Regions from separate parts of the Mus musculus genome. Here regions 2, 3, 4, 5 and 6 are each linked to region 1. The links are chromatin loops, found by intact Hi-C in ENCODE. Cell type or tissue: left cerebral cortex. All regions are shown on one strand.

What was found. A loop is a pair of places that touch in the nucleus more often than their neighbours do. Peaks named below come from ENCODE experiments on the same cell type or tissue, not always from the same donor. Only the 100,000 strongest peaks of a DNase experiment are listed, where the experiment ranks them.
Region 2: it touches region 1 in a loop (1.9-fold over the local background); 8 of 42 quality-filtered maps call a loop at or near these places.
Region 3: a loop joins it to region 1, with 7 times the contacts of the local background. A loop is called at or near these places in 10 of 42 quality-filtered maps.
Region 4: a loop joins it to region 1, with 6 times the contacts of the local background. A loop is called at or near these places in 2 of 42 quality-filtered maps.
Region 5: a loop joins it to region 1, with 2.6 times the contacts of the local background. A loop is called at or near these places in 4 of 42 quality-filtered maps.
Region 6: a loop joins it to region 1, with 2.0 times the contacts of the local background. A loop is called at or near these places in 3 of 42 quality-filtered maps.

Annotation. Positions count from the first base shown.
Region 1 is chr17:51,831,003-51,835,002 of GRCm38, forward strand. Satb1 (special AT-rich sequence binding protein 1) reads right to left here and starts at 1,645. Exons shown (of 11, transcript NM_009122.2): 1 at 1,468-1,645. In left cerebral cortex, CTCF peaks have their summits at 1,978 and 2,180; DNase peaks (open chromatin) are centred at 2,043, 2,269 and 3,165; H3K4me3 peaks cover 3,385 bases; H3K27ac peaks cover 2,375 bases.
Region 2 is chr17:52,164,979-52,168,978 of GRCm38, forward strand. No RefSeq gene overlaps it. Among named protein-coding and RNA genes, the nearest start is that of Gm19585, 18 kb to the left of the region's middle. In left cerebral cortex, no CTCF peak of the experiment used is centred here; DNase peaks (open chromatin) are centred at 2,405, 2,909 and 3,447.
Region 3 is chr17:52,459,991-52,463,990 of GRCm38, forward strand. No RefSeq gene overlaps it. Among named protein-coding and RNA genes, the nearest start is that of Gm27217, 140 kb to the right of the region's middle. In left cerebral cortex, a CTCF peak has its summit at 1,991 (motif pointing left); DNase peaks (open chromatin) are centred at 1,556, 1,954 and 2,436; H3K4me3 peaks cover 293 bases; H3K27ac peaks cover 967 bases.
Region 4 is chr17:52,347,449-52,351,448 of GRCm38, forward strand. No RefSeq gene overlaps it. Among named protein-coding and RNA genes, the nearest start is that of Gm41600, 45 kb to the left of the region's middle. In left cerebral cortex, no CTCF peak of the experiment used is centred here; DNase peaks (open chromatin) are centred at 778, 1,242, 1,534, 2,151 and 2 more places; H3K27ac peaks cover 2,712 bases.
Region 5 is chr17:51,959,748-51,963,747 of GRCm38, forward strand. It overlaps Gm20098 (predicted gene, 20098), which reads left to right. Exons shown (of 3, transcript NR_045095.1): 3 at 2,723-4,000. Among named protein-coding and RNA genes, the nearest start is that of Gm20098, 79 kb to the left of the region's middle. In left cerebral cortex, no CTCF peak of the experiment used is centred here; DNase peaks (open chromatin) are centred at 1,811 and 3,198; H3K27ac peaks cover 306 bases.
Region 6 is chr17:52,181,050-52,185,049 of GRCm38, forward strand. No RefSeq gene overlaps it. Among named protein-coding and RNA genes, the nearest start is that of Gm19585, 34 kb to the left of the region's middle. In left cerebral cortex, a CTCF peak has its summit at 1,899 (motif pointing left); a DNase peak (open chromatin) is centred at 1,884.

The DNA.
Region 1 (4,000 bases):
CACTCTTTCAGAAAATCCACTCTGGACAAGGTGTAAAATTAAGTAAAGTTTTTGGAAGGCTGAGCTTCTGTCACCAGGCACAAACACTGTAAAAAATCCAGGTACTGCTTAAGGACAGAACCTGACTTCTGGCAGAAAGAGACCAGACTCTTGCTCATTCCCCTCTTCTGTCTTGGGAAAGTTGGGTTCTCTGGCCTCCAAGGATACAAACATGGAACCCCAGCCAATCAATCGGGAGCAGAAAAGGTTCTCTCCAGGGAATTGGGTGTCTTCCGGTCCCTATGGACAAGTGAAATCCACGTCTTAACCCTGGGAATCCTACATGCCTCAGAGAAAGTTCTCCCAGAAAGGGTGCAGAGGTCAAAGTTGTCAACCGGACATTTTAAGAGATGAGCCTGTGGTTGACATCTTGTTAAGTAAAACCTGGCCCTGGTGGAGGCCAGGGTCAAAACCTCTACCCTGAGCTCTAAGCTGCTGTCCTCTTGGTCTTCTGGGATCATCCCAGAAGGGACCTGTTTAGCGCCTTTTGCTGGGCCAAGCACACGCACGTGTCACCATCTGGACCTGCCGCTTGCCCCCTCAGTCCCTTGCATTCGAGCTGCCCAACCCCAGTTCGGCCACCCTGGGAGCTCTGCAATGGAGGAACACTGTAGAAGGCCGCCGCTCTCGGGTGTGTACTGTCGCAGGGAAATGAGGAGTTGCCCCCTGGGCTGCACCTGTGGGGCCACAGTCCCAGCTAAGACACCATGTACCTCCCTCGGCTTCCCGCCCAAGCCCAAACCCGAATCACCCTCCAGGACCGACCCGCGATCGCCGGCGTGGGCTGCACGAGCGCTGTTCTTCGGCTCTCAAACTCTGGGCTCCAACTTGAGCGCCCAGCGCCCGAGTGGCTCTCGGGATAGAGAAGTTGCCACAAACTTCCCAGGCCCCTCTCCACCTCCGCTCGCCACCAGCAAAGTAGGGCTGGCCGGGAAAGAACAGGGGGAGATGAGATGGGAGAGGATGCTAAGTGAACTCCAGATCTGGCGCGCGACCTTTCCAACTCCACCCCGCACCTCGCCTCCTTCCCCGCACCGGGGCTCACTGAGCGGCTCCCTTTTCCCCACTCGCCCGCCGAGGGCTTCCCCCCACGCCGCCTTCGTCCTCTAAAGCGGGCCATGCCCACGACCTGGACTAAAGTGTCTAACGAGGGACTCCTGCCGGGCAGGTGTGCGGGAGAGGCAAAGACGCCAAGTAAGTCCGCATCCCGGCCATGACCCTCACTTCACCAGCCCAGTCCTCCCGAATGTCTGAGCGCGCTCGAGAGAAGGGCCAGCAAGACCCCGGCACGCGAGGGGCGCAGAGTCGCCCCAGCCGGGGCCACTGAGAAGTTTGGATCGGTTCCGCATCCGCAGAAAACGGAGGCGAGCCGGGCAAGAGACCCAGAGCGGGAGCAGCACTGGCAGGGAGCAAAGAAGCGGGACTCACTCAGGCGTGGAACCGGGACAGCGCGGGCCAGCGGTGCGGGCCGAGGCCGGGTCGGCTCCCCGCGCGGGCGCGCCGGGCGGCGGACTTCCCGGGCGGCGGCTGCAGCTGCTGCCACCTCCCCGCCGCCGAGCTGGCGGCCGCCGCGGAAGTTAATGGCAACTTGACTTCAAGTTGTCTCCTCTCCCCATCCGAAGTGGGCGTTTAAAGGGGGCAGAGCGCGGCGAGCAGCGAGCGGGGAGCGCGCGGGGCCGAGGGGGAAGGGAAGGGGCGGGGGCGGGGCGGGGCGCGGGAGGGGGCGCGGGAGCCGCTCGGAGCCCGCAGTGTAGAGCGCGGCGCGGGCGATCGGGGCGCCCCCACGAGAGCCCCCCGACGCTGGCCGGGGGCCGTGCGTGCCTGGGGCGCCGCGCTCTCGCCTCTCGCCCGCGTGGGGGGCTTGCGGACCCCACAGCGGGAGCGACCGGGCCCGGCCTGCCTCCCCCGCGCCCGCGGCCGCTTCTCCCCCTGGCGGCAGGATCCTGGGCGGCCGGTGGCTCCGAGAGCGCGCAGTGGAGCCCGAGCTGAGCCGAGCCCGAGCCACCGCAGCCGCCACATCCCTGAGCGCCGCCCGGGTGCAGGGTCGCTGCGGGAGAGCGACCCCGCGGCCGCCAGGGTAAGTGTGGGCGAGCCCCGGAGCCCCACCGCCCCGGCCCTCACCTGCACCGCCCCCGCCGCGCACCCTCGCCGCCCGCCGCTTCCTCTTGTCGTTGTTTGCCTGGGCTTTGGGGGTGCAGAGCGCGGGGCATTGGTGTGTGTGTGTGCCAGCGGAGGAGGAAGTCAGGTGAGAGGCCTGAGCACAACCCCCGCGCCCCGCAAGCCAGCTTGTGTGGGGTGTGTCGCTCCCCAGTAGGGGCATGCGGGCCAAGTTTTCCCCTCTCTTCAATGTTTGATGGAGAAGATCTTTCCTAGAGGGGACCTCCTTCCCTTCAAACTGATGGGCTCTTCTTGCTATCCTCTTCTCTTGGGCACCCCTATTGAGGAACACATAGTGGATGGAGGAGGAGGGGGCCTCTTGCAGACCCCCTTCTCAACCCCAGCTATTTGCATCAGTATCATTTTCCTGTCGGCAGCTGTAGGTCGACGCACCCAACCAGAAGGAGATGCTTAAGCCACTGTCCAAGTCTCTTCTCCCACCCTGACCCACCCAAAAGCAGGGGCAAAGAGGTCAAGAAATGCGGATTTCGTAGGAGGGGAGGCTGGGCCCAGGGACCTTTTCAACTGGTGAAGCTCCAAAGAACTCTGAAAGGTCAAAGTAGCTGAAGGCTTGGACCCCCAAGCTAGGGAGAAATTGGACTCTATCAACTTTAACCCACTCCCCTGCTACTCCTTCCCCACACAACCCCCAGCTCTAAGGAAGCTATCAACTAACAGGTCTTTTGTTTCCTGTTGTGTCGCCTTTGGGAAATTTGCATTGAACGTGACGATAGAAAATTACTACTGTTTACTCGAAGTTAAGGGGGTTGCAGAACGAAAACAGTTTTTACTTTTCTCTTTGTGTGTTTGGCAAGGAGTGGAGCTGTTAGGTTCGTGGCAGGAATTGCAGAAGCTCAGTTGTAAAAATAAGGACTGTAGAACTGCCTGGGTCTGTTTTTAGCAGCTGCACTTTCTTGCGTTCTTTCACATAAGGCTTGCTCTCTCATTAAGTCCCCATAAATAATTGTATGTGGAGCGAAGGCAGTCAGGGTGGCAGGATTGAGATTGCTGGGAGTTCCATCCCTCCAGCGCAGAGCTGTTTGCAGGCAAGTTCCTGGAAAGTGACTGTGGGCTGAGAATTCAGTTTTTCCTAAAAGCTCTGTCAGGTCCTCTTCTGTCGGTTGCCTATGAATCAAGCCTGACACGGTGGGTGACTAGCGATTTGAGCCTTGGTAGCAAACACGTCGACGGTGCAGTGGGAGTTTTTGTTTGTGTTTTGTTTTTTGGTTTGGTTTGGTTTTTTTTTGTTTTTGTTTTTGTTTTTTTGGTGAGGTCATTCTAAATGAAGCAAAATGACATAGTTCAGGCAGCTTTCTGAGAGCCCCCTCGTCCATCCTTGATTTCCCTAGAATTCTCCAATTTTTTCAACTTTTTTTTTATAATTCAAAATACCATGCCAAAGGCATAAGGACATAAACAAATATGAACTAATTTTCATTTGGGGAACTACCTCCTCCCCCTTCTGCTCCTCCTCCCCTTCTTCTTCCTCCTCGCCCCCCCACCCCCAAGCCAACGAGCCCCCTGGAAAGCAAAGCAAGAAGCTATGGGTGATTACAAAGAGCAAAACAACATAAAACATGAGTTTCTCTTCCTGGCTCAGGTTTTTCCCTTCAAGTCCTGGGTGACTTCAAATTTTCTTGCCTTGATTTGCCAAAGTAGGGACTTGTCTAACTAGGTGCCAGTGTCCCCACTGAGCAGGGCAGGTGAGAATGGAGGCTCTGCAAGCTTAGCCTTTACTGATTATTATTGTGAACATATAAAATTGGAGCACAACAGAAGCCCAAAAATGCATTAACATTTCCTC
Region 2 (4,000 bases), 330 kb after region 1:
TATTATTTATCTTTTTTTTTTTAAGGAGAAGATTATGCTGGCTAATTTTATTTGTTATTATTTACTTTTTTTGGAGAGGCATACACAGATCATAGGACTCACTTAAACACAAAGGAGAAATATCTATGGTCTCTTCACTGTCCTTCCTTGATTGAAGGACATGAATTACTATTTTCCATGCCACCATAAGAAAGTGCAGGGTATTTTTATTAGCATTTCAATGGATTGAATATTCTTCAAATTGCTTCTAATGAAAAATAAATAAAACTTTCACTGTCCGCAAATTCCAGTCACAATGCAATCTTGAATATGCTCTCAACTTAATTTTTAACACGAGAGAGAAATAATGGTTTGGAGGCTATTATGTAGACTAGGCATCAGTTTCCTTGACTTCTGGGCCCACATTTAATTTCCAGCCTGTTAGGATTAAAACCTGAAATTATGTTGTTATTTTAGTTTAGAATTCTTAGTATTCTCATAATCATCATTAGCAAGAATCTTGCTTTGTTCAGAGTTACTGTTACAATCAGCAGTAATGATAGCCATTATTATTAACAATGCAGGACGGACAACACAGTTGGGACTGCATCTGTGGCAGTGTGAACATCATCGTAGAGTATATGCCTTTCGATGTCTAAAACTGTGTGCACAGCTAGTGGGCTCAACACCATTCAGATCATCTCATAGCCTTGGCATAAAGAAACCTAGGCACCATCAGGACACAGAATTTCGGGGCCATTTGGGGGACTGGATGTACAGTCTCTTGCAGGCTGCTCCTGTGCTCTACCACTGTGTCTCATACCCAGACCTTTTTTTAAAAAAAGTTTGAGGTAGGATCTTTTGCTAAGTTGCCCAGCCTCAAACTCCCTCTGTAGTCTTTGAATTCACAATTCTCTTATGCAGTTCCTAGTTACAGGGGATAACAGGAAGTGGTAGACCTGGCCATCCAGTGACTTGGTCTCACATCTTGAATGTGGATGTACCCGGAGATAGAAGATCAGGGTAGACTCAGAGCAGTCCTTGAGAGGTCATTATGGACAGGCCAATGGCAGGCTCAAGTGAGGTTTAGAGGAGAGAGAATCTCTAAAGAAAGAGCCGTCTGTTCCAGTGGGCCCTGTGAGCTTCTCCTTAGTTTTGAAACACTCCCTTGAGGTCTTTATGGAAGGAAACCAACGACTGTTGCCTCTGCTTTCCATTTCTACTTGTCCAGCAAAGAGCTGTGTTCTCTGAAGTGTGGATCTCCCAGAGCTGGAGGAAGTGACGGGCGAGGTTAGCTAGGACACTGTGCAGAGCAAACCAAAGCTGAGCTGCTTTCAAGTAGAGTGAAGTCCCTGGAGAGTGCACTGGGCACTGACAGCCAGGCAGGTCTCAGATGCTACCTTCTTTGTGGCAGTTAAAACTTTAAAATATTGGTTTTGGTTTTTTTTGTTTTGTTTTTGTTTTTGGGGTTGGTTTTTTTTTTTTTTTCTTTGACCTTTAACAAAAATGGAGACAGTTCTTTTTTTTTGCCCAGCCTCAAACTCTCCTCTGTAGTCTTTGAATTCACAATTCTCTTATGCAGTTCCTAGTTACAGGGGATAACAGGAAGGGGTAGGCCTGGCCATCCAGTGACTTGGACTCACATCTTGAATGTGGATGTACCCGGAGATCGAAGATCAGGGTAGACTCAGACTTAGCTCAATGTTAAAAACGATCCCTAAAGTGCCCTGTTTTATTTGAAAACTTTAGAAATGTCAGCCATCCTTTTAGGTACCGAGTGCTGGCTTTCCTTCTTGCTTTATGAAAACACACACACACACACACACACACACACACACACACACACACACACACACACACACATTGACAGGCTTGATATTTATTTCACCCTGCCTCCCATGAATCTCTGTTAATTCTGCTCTGTTTTAAGAGGGGGTTGGGAGTGAGGTGAGGGGTCAGGGGCAGAAGACTGGCATAGGAGCCCCGTTAGAAGAAGCCGATAGGGCTTTGGGAAGAGTAGGGGAGAAATGCAGTTTGTAACATGTAATCAACATCCCAAGTGCTGTTGACAGGCCATATGCATCACGCTTTGAAAGAAAACCAATGCATTTGTTTATTCTGAGATGTGTGTATATATAGGCATGTGGACATTCATGTGGAGATGTGTGTGTGTGTGTGTGTGTGTGTGTGTGTGTGTGTGTGTGTGTGTGTGTGCAATTTACTGGAGGCATCTGCCCTTTCCTTCCATTTGATAGTTCCTGGAGGGAGAACTCAGTGCCTCAGGCTTGGCAGAATGTACCTTTACCCACTGAGCCATATTCAGAAGAGTCACCATGACAAGGGATGTGAATGATCAAGACACCATGCTCTGGCCTTGCTCATAGTGGCTTTCACTGCAGCTTGGTCAGATCTCTTGCTGACAGAAGCATTCAGTTCTCCGCTGTGACATGTGTTCATAGTAACCTGTTTCCCTGTAAAGTGACAGGGTGGGTTCTCGGGGGATCTGACAATAGAGGGAACACCGTACCAAGTTGGATTTGTTTGTCTCCTTATCCCCACTATATTACGTTGTCCAAGCTCCTATCGTTATGTATCTTTTTACACAGCCCATATAAATGATTTCAGGCCATTTTCTTTAAGAAAAACTAATGCCTCTGGCAATTTTCAGACAACTAACATAATCATTAAAAAAAAAGAAGAGTAACAAAAACATAGAACGAAGGCTAGGCTTTTAAAATGTTATAAAAACAGACTTCATTTCCAGTTTCCTAAGGGTTATCATAGGAGCGGTAGGTTTTGGTGACTATAAAAATGAGGGAAATACATTGGAGGTGGCATCTGAAAACAATGTGCTAAAAAGCTTTTTAAGCAGGCATTTTACGCAGAGTGGATACCCAAAATGGGATTTAGAGGATTTGAGGGGGATGTGTTTCTTGGCATTTAATGTTCAAGGAGTAAGCATGGAAAAAAATGGGCGAGTTGGTTCAAAGAATTTTGGAGAGAAATGGTACATTATCAGAGGGAGAGCTGGGAGGGTGGAGCAATGGCTTTAAATATTTTGACTTGAAGAGTTACCTCCTTTTACATGCATTCAATCTCAAATGACTGTCTTTGCCCAACGCTACCCCCATCCCACATTAGTGAGGTCTGTACTTGTGGACTTCTGGTATTAGAAGAGACTTATATTTAATAGTTTGTAGTTTGGTTGGTTTCAAAGGATGAGCAACCCAGTTCCCCTTTTCCTAACCCAGGGGCATCTGTGCGTTCCTCCCACCAGCCACTTCAAACCAGTTTCTCCTTGCTCTTCTGTATTTTGGTTAATGTAGCCGTCACTTGCGTAGTCACTGGACATGAGACCACAGCATTGTCTGACCTCACGTTTGTGATATCATACTGAATGACTGTTCAGATACTGAAGTGGGCAGGTATTCCTCAGAACTGAGCACGGGTGAAGCAGCCAAGAATTGCACTCTCATGCACAGTCTGTCTCTGCAGCATGTAGGTGGGCCCCAGATCCTGTATTCTCAAAAAGCTCCAGTGGTTGCCACATTTCTGTGGTGATGGTTTCATCATGAGGAGCAATGCATGATGTGTAAGGAATGTGGTTGGCTTTATGTTCACGTCACTCCTCCTTTCTGTGCCCTGTTTTGGAGATGTCCTCAGACCACTTGGACTAGAAGGATGATACTAAGTGTATTACTGCCAGTAATTGTTTTTAAAGGAACGAAATGAAAAATATTTTGAGAACTTCCCTAAGCACACACACACATGCACCCCGCAAAACCCCCCTCCCCCAATACACACACACACTCACACGGAGAGGAAGTGGCACTCAATTGTACTCTGACAGCTGTTTGCATCTCTTTCTGTTAACCATTGTTACATGCTTTCTTCAGTCATAATTTGTCCCTGCAACTGTTTTTGAGGGTTCAACTACATGTGAGATTCTAAGCTACACTCAGGGAGTGAAAACAATTTCATATCATCAGTTTACAGACTTGTGTAGGAAAACAGTCAAGTA
Region 3 (4,000 bases), 630 kb after region 1:
AAGGCAGGGAAATTAGATACAATTTTCACACAGTTCTCATGTAAGCACATGAGAATAAAGAGGGGTCCCTCTCACCCTTTTTTTTTTTGAAGACCATCTTTGTTTACTTCATTCCCAAGTATTAAGAGATTGTGTGATCCATTTGCATAGGGTAACTAACATATACCACATCATTTGCACGTCTGCAAGTACACGTGAGTAACCGTAATTACACGTGACACCAATTACTCTATTACTTTGTATTAAATTATAATGGAAAATTCCACTAGAGAATTGAAGCCTAATTGCATCTTAATTTGCATAATTTTGCATATTAATTACATCTCCGATGAATAATAAATTTCAGCAGATTTTTAATTTATGCATAGACACAAAAACAAGTGGAGAAATAATTTAGAAAAAAAAATACCAGCAACTATTACTTAGGGCATTCAACTAATTTTGCTTAGTTTAGCAAAACAAAACTTGGTTTGTTTGATATGGCATCTTTAGGCTGATTGCTGTTTATTGCATAATATGTCTCAAAGCATAGGTGCAGACATGGCTTTTCTTAATAAAAGAGGAGGGGGTTCAATTATAGCATTTTAAGTTTAGAGATTTTATAGTTTGCTAAACCTGTTTTGGGGATAACGTCTCTTTTTAGTTGGAAATATCTTTAATTGTAATTCCTTTTTAAAAACTGAAGATTAATTTCTGTTGTTGCTATTTTAAATGCAAGGGATTACAAAAAATAGAATATAAAAAAATACTTTGGTGAAGGCAACCACTTATAAAATGTGTCAAATGATTCCTTATTTTGAATCTATGGTGAAGTAGCTCAAAATTATTTCTGTGATTTTACATGAGCAATTCAAAGAAAGAATTCCCATGCAGGTTGTTGTTTTGTTGGGAAATCACTGTGCAGAGGAATGGCTTTTAAACCTAGCTGCTATTTTCTGATTATTTTCTTTGTTTATCAGTATCCTAGTCTAAGCAGTAACATTTGCTTTTGATTGCTAGAGACCTCGATTTTAAATTTCTTACCTTTGGCCTGATATTTATTAAATAAATGGAGCAGTTTTCTATAATTAATACATATAAAGCTATCTTTACATCAAAAGTCACAATAAAACATGACTTGGTATTTCTCAAATGATAATACATCTGTGAAAATTCAATTTGTCCACCTTTGCCTCAAAACAAGCCTTCATGTTTTACTGTTGAAGCAAATGCCAAAGAAGGGGGCCCTGGGTGCTGCCTCCTTAAGTCTAATACTATGATCATTTGGCAAATTATACAAAAGGAGAAGATGACAACATCCCAATAAATCAGGAAACTGTCAAGATTAATAATCTTAGCCGTCATCTGTTTTCCTATGAAAGCCCGACTGGCATCAAGCACGTTCCAGTTTATTCTGCCCTTCTTCTGGTTGGGAAACTGGATTTGTGCCAGCCTGGTGGCACACGACCTCCAGGAAGCCATCCTGTATGCCTTCTATCGTATTAGTCTGCATTTTGCCAGTCGCGCTGTTTCACGGGGCTGCAAGCAAGAACTCCTTAGGACACATGCGCCCTTCTCCCGTTTCTGATCAGCATTATCACTTGCTACAGACGGGAGACAATCTTGAGCTTAAAAGTCTGCATTTCTGTTTGTTTCCTTACATTCTAATATTTGCTGTTTGGTTTTAAAAGTTTTCCTCAGCTCAGACAAAGTAGAACCAATGAAAGAAATAAAATAAAGGCCCGACGTTCTATTGTCAGTACAAGGCCTTGCCTCTCTGGTTTCTGTTACTGGATGACAGACCTTTGGTTACTCAGGTATTTAAAAGCTGATCATTCAGCCATCCAAAATAGAACTGTGTCCGTGATCACATCTGTCTCTACTTTTTTGTTCAAGCCTTTTGATCAGGTTCTTACATTAAAGAGGGATTTGAGCTGGCTGAGTTCCTCGGGGAGGGGAGGGGGAAGAAAAAAAAATGATTCCAACATTTGAACAATGGTTCCCTCTTGTGGCCAGGCTTCAGGACTGCTGTTCAGGAAATCGAGAGCGGTGAAAAGTCTCTCCTGATGCTTAGACTTTTGTGCAACCTGCTGTATACCTACTGGCACCTGGTTTGGAGACCCTTCCTTCAGGTTCCAGTCACTGGTCCTATTTTTAGCATGGTGTAAGCTTTGTAGATTGAGGAGACAGCGGAACCCAGCTGTTCTGTGCTCATCATTGCTCTTATGCAGAGAAAAATCTTCCTTTGGAACAGCGTAGTGTCCGTATTTTAGGGAAAAAAAATTGAAGTTGTTAATGAGTATTTGGGGGAAAGGCTGTCTGGCTCTCATTATAGGGTTCAGAAGTGTATTTAGACTCCATAAGTCAAAGCATTCATAATCTCCTGAGGGAGCATTTCTGGTGTAGAATTAAGTCTAGACTGTGCTCATTCGTTTAGGCATTTTCATCTTTGAGGGTAAGAGCCTACAACACGACCAGTTACTCGCAGATGGGCCTCCCATGCCCCTTTCATCCATTCTCAAATAGACTTATTCGATCTGACTTCCTGATGGGACAACACTTGGTCTAATGTAGCATCTGTCAAAGCCCCCGCACAGGTCCTCACGGTGTTGAACCATGCTTAGAGTGGCGACTGCCAGAAGATGCCCCTTTAAACAGACTTTCCCCTCTTTAAGATCATATTCAATGGAGAAGTAAGCTACTGCGACATTGACAGGAATCTGCTCTTGCATACATGAGACTTTAAATATCAAGGAAAAATTGTAGCTGTCCGTGCAACAAGATGAATGCAATGTGTGTGTGTGTGTGTGTGTGTGTGTGTGTGTGTGTGTGAGTGTGTGTGTGTGTGTGTGTGTGTGTGTGTGTGTGTGTAATACAATTCTAGGTATAGAAACATTCTCTCTCAATGCTGTTCTAGGGATCCCATTTAAGGAATGAAAGCTTTTGTATTTGTCAAGGCATTTCCAGGCCACAATTCTTATTTACCTCACAGTTTGTTTGGAAGTTTTACATGGTAAACAATATTCAGGGTAGAAATGGAAGCAGTCTTGCCAATCCTGGACAACATTGTCAGTTGCCAGGAATCAAGACTACAGAGCTTTAGTAATTATTATTTTTTAATTGTACCTATGAACATGTAACGTATGTAAAACATGCGCATGCACATCTGTGCCAGGATATGTATGTTAAAGTCAGAGGACCGCTTTAGGAGTCAATTCTTCTCCCTCTGCTCTATGCATCCCGGGGACAGAATCCAGACCCTCAGTCTTAGCAGCAGACACACTGACCTACTGACCCATTTCGCAGACAAATGCAGGTGTAATTGCTCATATACTACTTTTTCTCTTGAGGGCAAACAAAGCTTTCTGATGCTCTCACATTCACTTGCAATATGAGTCATGTCAGAAGCACAGCTAGGTCAGTAGAGAATAGGGCTACTTCAGTTTAAGTTAGCCCAAACTTCAATATTAAAAAGAATGGCTTGCTTTTCTCCAAGTAGCGGACTTCAAAACAACTAAGGCTTCCTGTCATTGCTTTCAGCAGCTCCCCCTCCCTTTTCTTCACTGTTTCTTGGGAGGTGTCCTCCATGTGGTTTCTTTGTCAGGTAATAGGTGCCTGGCCGAAAGCTCCCCAAAGAGTCCATGCCCAATCCCCTGATTCCTTTCCCTTTTGTTCTGCCTGTTTGTTCAATAGAACAACCCAGGTTTGAATGGCGCATGGCTATAGCAGTTTCCCCGTAGCACATGCTTCTCAGCAGCTTGTGGACATTTAAAAAAAATTAATTAGTATCATCTGACTTCTGCAGGAAACCCATCCTCAAACCCAGTGTCTCTCTCTACTTTGCCCTTCTTATCTGTCTCTGCCTCTACCTAAGTCTCAGTCGCTATCCCTCTGTCTCTGTCTCTCTCCCTGACTCCCCCCCCCCCAAGAGATTAGCAATCTAATTCATTTGCACAAGAATAATAACCAACAAAAATCCATCTGGCTCTTCATTTTCTTTCTCTTAAAGGATCACAGAAGC
Region 4 (4,000 bases), 520 kb after region 1:
ACAGAGAACAGGAGGAAGTGGGACAGGGGAGGAGCCTTGTGCTGACAGTCAATGTCCTGTTACATGGAAACACTTGATGCTTTTGTCCACGGATATTAGGAATTTTACGAAACTATTAGAATAATGAAATGCTGCTTTGCAAAGTGATTACCTATAAGAAACACATACACACATTGCTAATACCCCCAATGACAATGAAGCCACTCTGATACCAAGAATGGTTTTAGAGGATGGCATTTTGTTTCTAGTTGAAACAAAGCACTGAACTTGGAAAGGAAATCCATCGTTCTGGTCCCAGGGTCCCCCAAAACAGTGGAGACAGGATGTTACAGAATTGTCTAGGACCCTATGATCTCTGCAGGTCCAGTAGTTTAGCTATGTGCTAGACTTCCACCTTACAATGGAGCCAAGAAAGGCTTGATTGATCCTTCTATAATCAGGTAGAATGATCTAATTATAGCTCACAAAGCTACAAAAATTGAGGTGATTTCTTAGGCTGACCTTAAGGGGCCCACACAAATTCTCTCTGTACACAGAGACGACAATGCCTCCACACTGACAGTGCTGAGCACATTCCCTCATGCTCTTTTTGAAAATGTGTGTTGTGATTGTGTGTGACACAATTTACTTATTATTATGGCAGTAGGAGTTGAATGTGATTGAAAGCCATCAAAAGGCACAGCGTCTGAATGTCAAATATGGCTTGTCTCTAATTCCAGACAATCTGGCTGTCTGTTCCTCTTCCCCATCCACACTGATTCTCTCAGCTTTGCAGTGAGTGGCACTGAGTTTTTTGCGTTTTTCTGTTCAGGTCAACATATCCGAACATTTGGGGAGCCGGAATGAAAACCAGTTTAAAGCTGTGTTGTGAATTTCTGCTTAAATAGGTTGGGTAGGAGAACAGCAATTAAATTTTTATAAGAAAAAAAAAACCTTCCACGAAGCTTACTGTTTTCTGTATTTAACTCTTTCCCACTTCTTCTTTCCAACTTCATTAGCCTCCAAGTAAGAACAGCATATTATGGATGTCGAAGGAAGTTTTATTTAGACTTATAAGGGCTGATCTATTCCCATACTGTTTAAATTAATGTTCAAAAAAGAACTCAAACCACATTCTAACATTTGGACTATGTAAGAAGGAAACAGATTTTTTGGAGGAAAAAAAAAGATGTTGCTTTAGCTAAGCAGAATGGGCTGCAGGAGCTCAGACATGCGCAGATTTCGTTTCTAAATGTGTGTGTTATCTGATAAGATCTGGGCTTCGTGTGCATCAATTCAGAGGGTAAATGAGCCCCTGAACAACTTCCTTCTCTTCGGTCCTCCCCCTCCCCGTCTTCCTTCTTTCAGCCCCCTGCCCTTTATTCCCTTTTATTTTCATCCCTTCTCTTCCCCTTCCCCACCTTCTTTTTTTCTCCTAACATATGGACTTTCACTTTTATCTCAGACACCTGCAGCCTAAGGCTTGGAAACATTTGGGGTTTTCACCTAACCGGTTTCTTTTCCGACCAAATTAGCTTGAGAAATGCAGGGTGACTTTGAAAGCAAGAATCTCTTGAAATAGAATGGCCTCAATTTACATCAGCTATAACATTCAGAGAATTAAGTTCCCAATATCTTTCCCAAATACCACGCTCTGCCCACACATGGAAGGCCTTGTTAGGTAAGCATCCACACATGTGATCATTCCCCATCAGAAAACAGCTACAGAAGAAAACAAACTCACCGATTTCGTGTTTTCATGCAATTGATTTTTCTTCCAGTTTTTCAAGTGCAAACACTGAGACATTCATATGACTTCAGAAAGGGCTGCAAGGCCAAAATTCATATTCTCTCTCTCTCTCTCTCTCTCCCTCTCTCTGTGTGTGTGTGTTTTGCATGAGTGAATTACATTTCAATTAGCCAGCTTTTAGCAATAGTTACTTACTTTGGTGTGTTGGCTTCTATTTGTAGCATGTGTGTGAATATATTTTTTCTCATAAAGAATAATTTTAACAAGAAAAAGAAAAAAAAATAGTGAGCCAGAAAAATGTCAAAGTCTACCTTTAGAAAACACATCACCTTCTAGAGAAAAGCCGCAGCCTGTCTTCCATGTCCTAAATATTGTAGTGCTTGCCTTTGAATATAGTTGACATCATTGAGGAGGTGAATTTTAGGCTTCTTCAAGTGATGGATTACATAGAGCCAGCAGCAGCAAACCTACCCCTTCCCATGTCCTGGCATTACAAGAACCTGGGAGTTTCTTTTATGAAGCTGAATGAGAAGGATAAATGATATACTGGGTTAGCATACCTTCCTGATCACATTTGTAGTCCATAATGATTTTCAAATAGAACAAAACTCTGCCTGAGATGTTGTAATTTGTGAAGACTGTCAAACAAGTCATGGTCCCAAACCTTAAATAACCTGTTTTCTTGTCTTCAAGTCAGTCTTGCCACACTTATCTGGCCTCCAGTTCCTTTGCAAGCATCATGTGTCAGTGAATCCAGTGAACTAATCCATCAGAACTTCCGCCACTTTTCTGGGATTCCTTCCACAAGGCTTGTTTCTTATGCACCATTCACATCCAGCTTACCCAGGGGCTTTGCAGGACGGAAGTTACTTTCAGACTAACCCTGCAGGAGGAGTCAGCATACAAAGTAAACCAATTGCCCATGCCTTGACTAGATAGATGCTCTGGATCCGAGGTGATCCCCGATACTGCTGATCACAGATAACTGCAGAACTGGTCTTGGAAAAACTCTCTATGCTGATTTTTGTAGTTAGCAATGTAAGCTGTAGAATCTTGGGAGGCAGAGGCAGGTGGATTTCTGAGTTCGAGGCCAGCCTGGTCTAGAGAGTGAGTTTCAGGCCAGCCAGGGCTACACAGAGAAACCCTGTATCAAAAAACAAACAAACAAACAAACAAACAAAAACAACAACAACGAAAACAAAACAAAACCAAAAAAAATCTGTAGAGAGTTTTTCCAAGACCAATTCTCAAACTGTGAGAAAAAGAGGACATACACACACACACACACACACACACACACACAGAGAGACAGAGAGAGAGAAAGAGAGAGACAAAGACAGGGAGACAGAGAAAGAGAGAGAGACAGAGAGAGGCAGAGAGACAGAGAGACAGAGAGACAGAGACAGAGAGACAGAGACAGAGAGAGAGACAGAGACAGAGAGAGAGAGAGAGACAGAGAGACAGAGAGAGATTGAATATCCTAAAATATTCCAAATACACTTGAGAAACACTTGGCTACATTTAAACTTATCAACCCAGTCATGTGACTAGAGAAAGCCTTTGACAACTAACTCTTTTCTGAGAACCTTAGCATTCCTGTCAAATGGTTCCTAGGAGCTGGTAATATTCAAACTGTCTAAATCTGAAGGCAGTTCCAGAGATAGCAAGAAAGGTGGGCAGGAAGCAGACCCAAGTTCACTGTTATTCTACCAGATGAAGAGAGAGCTTCTTGTAGTGTCAGAGAGCTTGTTGAATGGAAACAGTCAGAGATGGTGCTCACCAGCAAACCAATGTGAAGGAGCAAAGCTCCAACAGATTCTTCTGTCAATGTCCTGAGACTTTCTGGCCACTGGAAGCATTGCATCATTAAAGGAAAAGCCCATCTAGCACCAGCAGACAGAGAATATCAAATTATTATTTCAGTCTCCAAGGGTACATTGAAAAGTAAAAAAGCATGCAGAGTGGGGTACTTTCTATGTGTTAGAATTCTATTCAGAAAGGTATATTCAGTTTTATGGTTGTCAGCTTCAAAAGGGATGGGGGCACAGAATCAAATTTTAAAACGTCGTTTTCTTCTGTCTGTATAGGCAGAAGGGCCAGACTGTGGGAGAGGGTATGCCACAACAGCCCACGCGCATCACTCCTTCCACGTCCTGCCTCACCTGCATCTCCTCTACCCCCAAAGCTACCAAAATTAGACTGTGAGGCTTATATGGCCCCAGCCCCACACGCTGGAGGCATTATCTCCTATCTGCGGTATTGAGTGCTGTA
Region 5 (4,000 bases), 130 kb after region 1:
TTTACTTTTTCGTTTCCTTACCTCTATAATAGAACATTTAACTTTGATGATCTCCTTTCTGTAAAAATATACTTGTGGTTTGTTTGTCTTACATTCTTGCTCTTTTGTCTATTTTAAGGTTGAAAGATTTTCTCCAGAATATTTTATGGTTAAAATCACTTTGGAAAATATTTATAGGTTATTCCCCCCCCCCTAAGTTAGACATAAACTTATCATACAACACAGAAATTCTTCTGGTAGGATTTACCCCCAAAGAAATGAAAATGTAAGTCTACTGAAAGATCTTTGTTCATAGTGTCCTTAAGTAGAAAGAACTGGATTGATCAACATTTAAATATTTAAATGTATGCCCAAAATATGAGGAGAGGCATAAATATAGTATATATATACAAATACGCAGTAATAGAAAAAGAACATGTTATGGGCACATGCAACAACTCTGCTGAACCCAAAACCTTCTGAACGGAAGGGGCTAGATGCCAAAGAGTATAAACTACAATTGTACTTAGATCTAATACAAGAACTGGAAATACTAATAATCTGTAATGATAGAAAAGCAGTGTGCAGCTGTCTGTTTTAGGGATGTAGAAGGTGCTTACTGGGAGAAACACAAGAGAGTTTTTGGAATTAGCGGACGTGCTCTACGTCTTGTCTTTGGTGTGTGCTTGTCAGAATTGACCCAGCTCTCCATACTGTAATACATCTTAATGTAAGTAAGATTAGGATTCTGGTTTTCTGTCTGTTGCTGCAATAAAACACTAACTAAAAACACCTTGAGAGGAGGAAAGAGTTTACATGACTTATAGTTCAGAGTCCATCTCTGAGGGAAGGAACACAAGGCAGAAAACACAGGAGTGTTTCCTACCCTGGCTTGCTCAGCTAAATTTTTTACACAGACCAAGCTCACCCACCTAAGGGTGGCACTGCCCATAGTGGGCTGAGTCTTTCTATGTCAATTAACAAAATGGCCCACAGACATGCCACAGGCCAATCCTATGGAAGAAATTCCTCAATTGAGGTTCCTTCTTCCCAGATGTATCAAGTTGACAAATGAAGTTAACAATGTCAGATAGTAAAAATATTTCATGGTTAGCCAATGATAACATATTTATTGCACACCTATGCTGACTAGTTTTTAAGGGTGATTGTTTCGGGCTTTGAAGGAATCCAGATCATGAAATTATCATTTGAATTTAAAAATAAGATGTTCTCCATGGGGGAAATTTGACAAATATATAAAAGTTAAATGAATAAAAGAAATGACTCCCAGTTTCAGCATCCAATCATTTTTCTCTGCTTTTCCTTTTAACATCTAGCAGGCTGTTCATACACAATTGTGAGATCATAAGGATTTCCCCAAATAATTCCACGATTTTGACAAATATAATTTTAACAATGCATCATAGTCACAGAAATATACGCCATAAATTATTTAAAATATCTCCCACACTTGGACACTTTTCTTTCTGGTTTGCTTTTGCAGTTTTATGTATAAAATGTTGTGGTGATTAGCATATGTCTTCTCCACTGACGGCTATCTACTTAGGTAGATTCATGTATACTTTGATCAAAGGGTAATGCATTAATTATATTACTTGGTACCACAATATTGAAACTTTTCCACTTTCTCCTTGGTTTCTAGTCTAGAAAAATCTTCGAGTCTCCTTACTTTCCAATGAATCCTTGCTGTTTGTGATAAAGAGTTAAAGAGACAGAATTTTCACCTACTTCCCTGAGTGTAATTCATTGCCTGAATTAGCCTCATCCCTCTGTCAAAGTGCCCAGAAACCATGATGATAGGAGATATGGAAATAGATATCTAGCATATGGGAACCTGCTTATAATTTCTTGCTCACAGCATTTATCCCACGTACAGCATTTATCTTTAAAAGAGCAAGACTAACGAACCCGTATGTATTGTTCTCTCCTTACAGCATATCCTCATTTGAAATATGCCCATGCTAATGAGGAAGGGATGGCAGTGTTCTCCAGTGGGTAGTGTCTCGGTGCCCCCAGGGAAGAGCTTGCTATTGTCACTGGCCATCTCTGTGCCTCCACCTTTGTTTAATCAGAGGGGCAACTTAAGGTCTGAAACTCCTATAGTCATGCATAAATGTATCTTTCCATGACAAGAACTCATGCCTCAAGAAAATTGGGATGGCCAGACCTACGGAGGAGGTCAGTGGTTGCAGAATCCATTTTTGAATTGCTGAAGGATTCGTGGTAGGATTACAGGAAATGGTGAATTCTTCTGGTAAATTATGACTATCACTTGATTTACAAAAAGATCATATTGCTATCAGCTCATTCAGGAATTTATCTGTGACTGAATACTAAGTAGCATAGAACTGGGAGTAAGTTAGCTGTTTATTTAGGTGTGGCTTTTCTCTTAAAAGGCTCATTTCATTATATCTTTTTTGGGGGTGTGTGCATGTTGTACACAGGAATGCGGGTGCCTGTGAAGGTGAGATGTGTCTGATGGGCTGGAGCTGGAGATATATATATATATATATATATATATATATATATATATGCAGCTGTGATTTGCCCAAAGTGAGTGCAGAGAACAGAACTCTGGTCCTTTATGAGAGCAGGAAGTGCTCTTACCTGCTCAGCCATCTCTCTACCCCTGCTGTCGCTTTTTAAAGTCCCAAGTTCTTCTTTAAGACTGTCCAATGAGGCAACTAGTCTCATTGATTTTTTTTTTTTTTTTGATGTTTAGATAAGGTGATGTGTGAAGATGCAGCCATTGTATACTACGGATATCGAGCAAAACTCCTCACTTTGGCGAAGTTTAGAGAAGAAGCAGTCCCTAGCAACGGTTCCGCTTGAACTTTCATCCAGGACCACGGAGCTCAGCCCACCACTTTCCTGGCATTGACTCTTGACATCCATCTTGGAAGGGAAACATCCTAAAACCTAGTATCCTGAGTTAATGCCACTTCACTGCTGTGCCTGAAATCTCTGCCCTCGCTTCTGAAGGGCAGTTTCCTTCTGCTTTCTGGGCGAGGGAAGAAGCAATTGCCTCGCTCTGCTGAGCTGTTCTCAGACCAGCATTCCCTTCCTTCCTCTTTTCCTGCGTCATTCCAGCTTCTCCACATGACCACTGCTCTCAGATCTCTTCCAGACACATCAGATCTTTCGTCAGGGTTGCCCTTGACATCTTCCTAAGAACTTGGCCTGCCAGGCATGTTTTACTTTTTCTCCACAGTGACATTTTCATCGCCACCCACTCCAAAATCCAAATGGCTTGCTTACTTGTCCCTGGCAGCTCGTCATTGGTCTAGGACTTCCCACAGTGGTGCGCTGCAGGCCACTCTTCTCCAAGCTTACTCCTAAGGCTCATTCTCCCTGATCCCTGTTCTCCTGCTTAGGGGTGGGGTTCTAGTTCTGATTTCTGCCCTCTGTTCTCTCTCTTCTGCTCTTATTGCTCACCTTCTTTTTCCTTCTGCTCTACAAATGTTTAACACTTCTGCGACTTTCCTTGCTCCTTCCACATCTGCACAAGAAAAGGAGGCTCAGGTTAGGACAAAAATCAACTCAGGTGGCATCTCAGCACAGCTCAACGGTTCTATCAACTGCCACTTTAACTCTTTCATTGCCGCTTTCCCCCCTTGTTTCAGCTGATCGTCTAGTGTCATCAGGAATATCAATGACATAAGAACACTGTCATTTTCTTCAGGGTCACATTTAGTGACTCTAGTCTGTTTTTGAGGATTACCATCTTCTTTCTTTCTTTTAAATATAAGCATATAGTTATATGATATACATTAACTTAAGTGTGTGTGTGTATGTGTATGTGTGTGTGTGTGTGTGTGTGATGTGTGCCTGAGTATATGTATTTATGTATACCGCATGTATGGAAGTCTCAATAGAGGCTGGAAGAAGGCATTAGATTCCCTTGAACTAGAGTTATAGGTAGTTGTGAGCAGCCTGATGTGTGTGTTGGGAACCACATCTAGGTCTGAAATGCTCTTAATCACTGAGCCATCACTCCAGC
Region 6 (4,000 bases), 350 kb after region 1:
TGAAAAGACCACTGCATTTATGAAGTCACAACTTGTAATTGCCTGTACAAGATCTATGTAAGATCAATCCTGTCAACCTCCAGTATAGTCTATCCATAACTGAAGAGCTATGAACAGTTGATTGTGTCTTGGGAAGAGAAATTCAGTTTTCATTAAGGATGATAGTCCCTAGCAGGTCAACCATGCTCCAGTGAATGACCCCACAACTAGGAATATATGAGGGATACAAATTGGACTTGAAGGGCTATTTAAGCAAACACACACACACACACACACACACACACACACACACACACACACTCACACGCACACGCACATGCACACACAGTTGGAGGTGAGATAGTGAGGTGGGTCAATTTGGAATGAGTTGGTGGAAGAGTAGGTCATGGATATGATCAAAATATATTGTATGGAATTCTCAAAGACTTACTGAAATGTTTGTAACATTAAATAAAATCATTACTCAAGGAAATCAAATGAGGAAAGGAAACCAGGGATTTGTTTGGAGTTATTTTGCCTTTGTAGCTATGTGAAAGTCTCAGAGATTGCTTGTCAAGAAAGTCTTTTGGAGGGCTTTCCATGGTGCAATATTTAATATTTAGAATTAAAGCCTGGGGAAGGAAATATTATTGTTGAGTAGGAAAAATAAATTTAAAGTTGAAATTGTCCTTAAATGCACCATTTACTTTTTGAGAATCCATGCCACCTAGTACTTCACAGCTCAACCTCTTCTGTGAGTATGTTGGAGGTAACCTTCCTGAAGGAAGAGGCCATATGTTATGCCCATTGTGATGTTTAGGGTTTAGATTTGTTCCCATGGTCCTTCAGTTTTCTTTAGGATGCATCTCTCAGCAGGTGTGCCCACTGAGGAGTCTGAAAAACGATCTGACTTTGAACAGCTGCTTGCTTGACTAGAGCCAAGTTTTCTTGATTTATTCTGAGTCTGCTCCATTCTTGGGCTGCTAGTCTCTACTATGCCCAATCCACACACCCCTTGCCTCTCTCATATGTGATTCCTTTTTGAAATTCAAATGTAGGAGACTCACTCAGTTATATTGTTCTCATGATCTGTTTTACAATCTTGTCTCTCAGTCTTTTTGGTTAGTCCTTAAAGCCACACTTGGGCATTATCCCTCTCTACAAGCCTACTTCAGACAAAGTTAATTATTCCTCCATCTGAGGGACATTATCACCTCATTCATATTTGTTGTGCTTTTTGGAGGAGACTGCCTCATTGTTAAATATCCATTTGCCAACATACAAGATATCATGATATTCCATTGTTTCTATTACTTAGTTGAGGAGCTGCCATGGGGTAGAGATCTTGGGCAAGTGCAAAATTGAATGGCTGAGTAAACGAAAGCAAAGTTATCTGGTTCTTGAGGGATTGAACACAAAGCTTAGATCCTCTGGTTACCTTATTACCATAGACATTTAAAATATTCAATACACTTTGCTTCCAGGCCTATAAAAATTTCTGTTTGTCATCTCCCACAGAGTTGACTCTTGGGCTATGACTAATTACATGTGAATATTAGTAGATAGAAAAAAATCAAATTTTTAATTGGATGGATTCCAATCATAGCCACAAATATTTTACAACCATAGACTAAGTGTATTTATGTGAATGTGATACGTAAATTTGTATGAACCTATATATGCTATAATTTAGTATAAGTAAACCATCAAATACACTCAAGTTCTTCCTTCGAAGGAGTCACTTGAATGCAAACTCAACTCTAACCAGGAAACCAAAAGCATTTAGAGGGCAGTGCTTAGTCAGCCTGGACCAACTTGTTCTACCTGTTAGGGACAGAGTCCTGATGAAGTCCCCATGTTCAGGGAGTTGTTTCTGGAGTAGCAAGAAGCATTCTGTGTCTCCCCCTGCTGGTTGATGGAATGACTAAAGGGAGCAACCCCTTAGGACTCCTCACGGTCATGACCTTACAGCCTGTGCCATCTGGTCATTGGCTTCTGTGAACTTTTAATGAGGAAAGTTGATGTCGAGTTCACATCAGGTTATTTCCTCTCATCCCCAGCTTGCAAACTCTGCTTAATTAGCATTCTGCATTTCTTAACAATTCTAACTTCACATCCCACTGAAATAAAGCATTAGGAAACCCTCTCCTTGCATATTTTAATTCCAGGCTATCACTACATTTTGATTAGATTAAAATTGTTTTTAAAAGCCTGTGTTTGAAAATAATCTGCAGGGTTACCGCAAAGGATATTGCTTCCTCTAGTCAACCAGCCACCAAGAGACACGAAGAAAGAAAAGTATAACGCCAAGTAAGGTGATTCCACAAGATATTTGGAAGAGGAAAGAATTATCTACAATTTGTTTGTATTATCTCATTAACTGTACTTGGTAATTATATATCAAAAGAATTTGAAAAAGGTTTTTGTTGTGAGTATTTTAGTTTACAAAGAAGGCATTGCATAATAAATGGCTTACAAAGCAGAAAAGGTTCTCACCAAATGGTGACAGTTAAAATTAGAAACCAAAGTGGTACCATTATCAGCTATGAAGTGAAGACATCAGAGCAGAGAGTAGAAAGACAGAGAGACAGAGAGAGAGAGAGAGAGAGAGAGAGAGGGAGGGAGAGGGAGAGGGAGAAAGAGAGACAGAGACAGAGACAGAGACAGAGAGAGGCTGAAAGACAGGAAATGAGACAGAGATAGAGGAGGATCTCCATAAGCTAAATGTGCTCAGTCCTAAGTAATAAATGCTTCCATCAGAGGCTTTAGAGAAGAAGGTGGACAGTTTAGACTCATTCTGTGCCATTCTAATTGCTGAACTGGGAAGATAGCACATGAGACAAACACAGAGATGTAGGTGAGTTGGGAGATGACCAAGGTGAGAGAAAACTGGACTGGATTAGTAACAGTAAAAGCACTAAGATGTGATTGTAGATATTTGAAAACATGGTGTACATTTGCTTGTTGATTACATGCATGGTAGAAAGAAGGAGAAAAACCAAGTCCATGTACAGGATGTGGCACCTTAGCAAACACTTGGGTAGAGAGAGCTGGGAGGGGCAGAATTAATTTTAAATTTAAATATAGTATTTTGATTAATTCTTTCAAAGATTTATGCATGCACATAATATATTTTAATCAGCCCTACCCCTGACCACTCTCCTCCCCCTAACTTCATTCTTCTGTTTTTTGCTGTTATTATTTGTCATAAGCCTCAGAATACAGTTCATGCTGCCTGTATTTGCACAGATATGGGACCACCCACTGGAATGTGGTATTGACTGACCAGCATCTATAGCCTAGAAGAAAATTGACTCTTGACTCCTAGCAACTATCACCTGTTAATATCTCCACAGCAGAGGCTGGGGACTCATATCCTCTGACCTACCCCTATCTTGGGATGCTGCCTAGCTTGATCTTGTGCAGATCTTGCTGAGGTGACCACAGCTTCTGTGAGCTCATGAGTACAATGGTCTTATCATGTCCAGAAGACACTGTTTTGATCTAGTTTTCTCCAAAAAAACCCTGGCTCTTAGGATATTTCTTATTTCTCTTTGAAAACTGTGCCTGAGCCTTGCTGGAGAAGTGTGATATTGATGTCCAATTTGTAGCCGAGGACTTCATATATGCTTCCTCTCTGTAAGGAGCAGTTGTGAGTTCTGAGCTGACTGCTCTCCACTGCAGAAGAGTGGTAGGCTTTTGTAAGTGGGCAGTAGTTTGCCCAAGGCTCCATTTTCCACCTAAAAGTCAAGATAGCTTTTCCAGTCAATGAAGTGCTGCAAAGTGCTGTGGGTGTCACGAATCTAGTTATAGATAACATGAATGGCCCAGAACTTGTTGTCAGACTCTCCAAATGAAACCTTAAGGAAACACGTGAGTGCCAGGACCAAAGTGAGGGACACTGCAGCTTTCCAAGGTCAGAGAGAGAGAAGTTGAAGCATAAGGAAAATCTATCAAAGGAGACATAAAGCATATGATTAGTGAGACAAGGAAAAGCAGGGAGAACATAAAGGAAATGTAC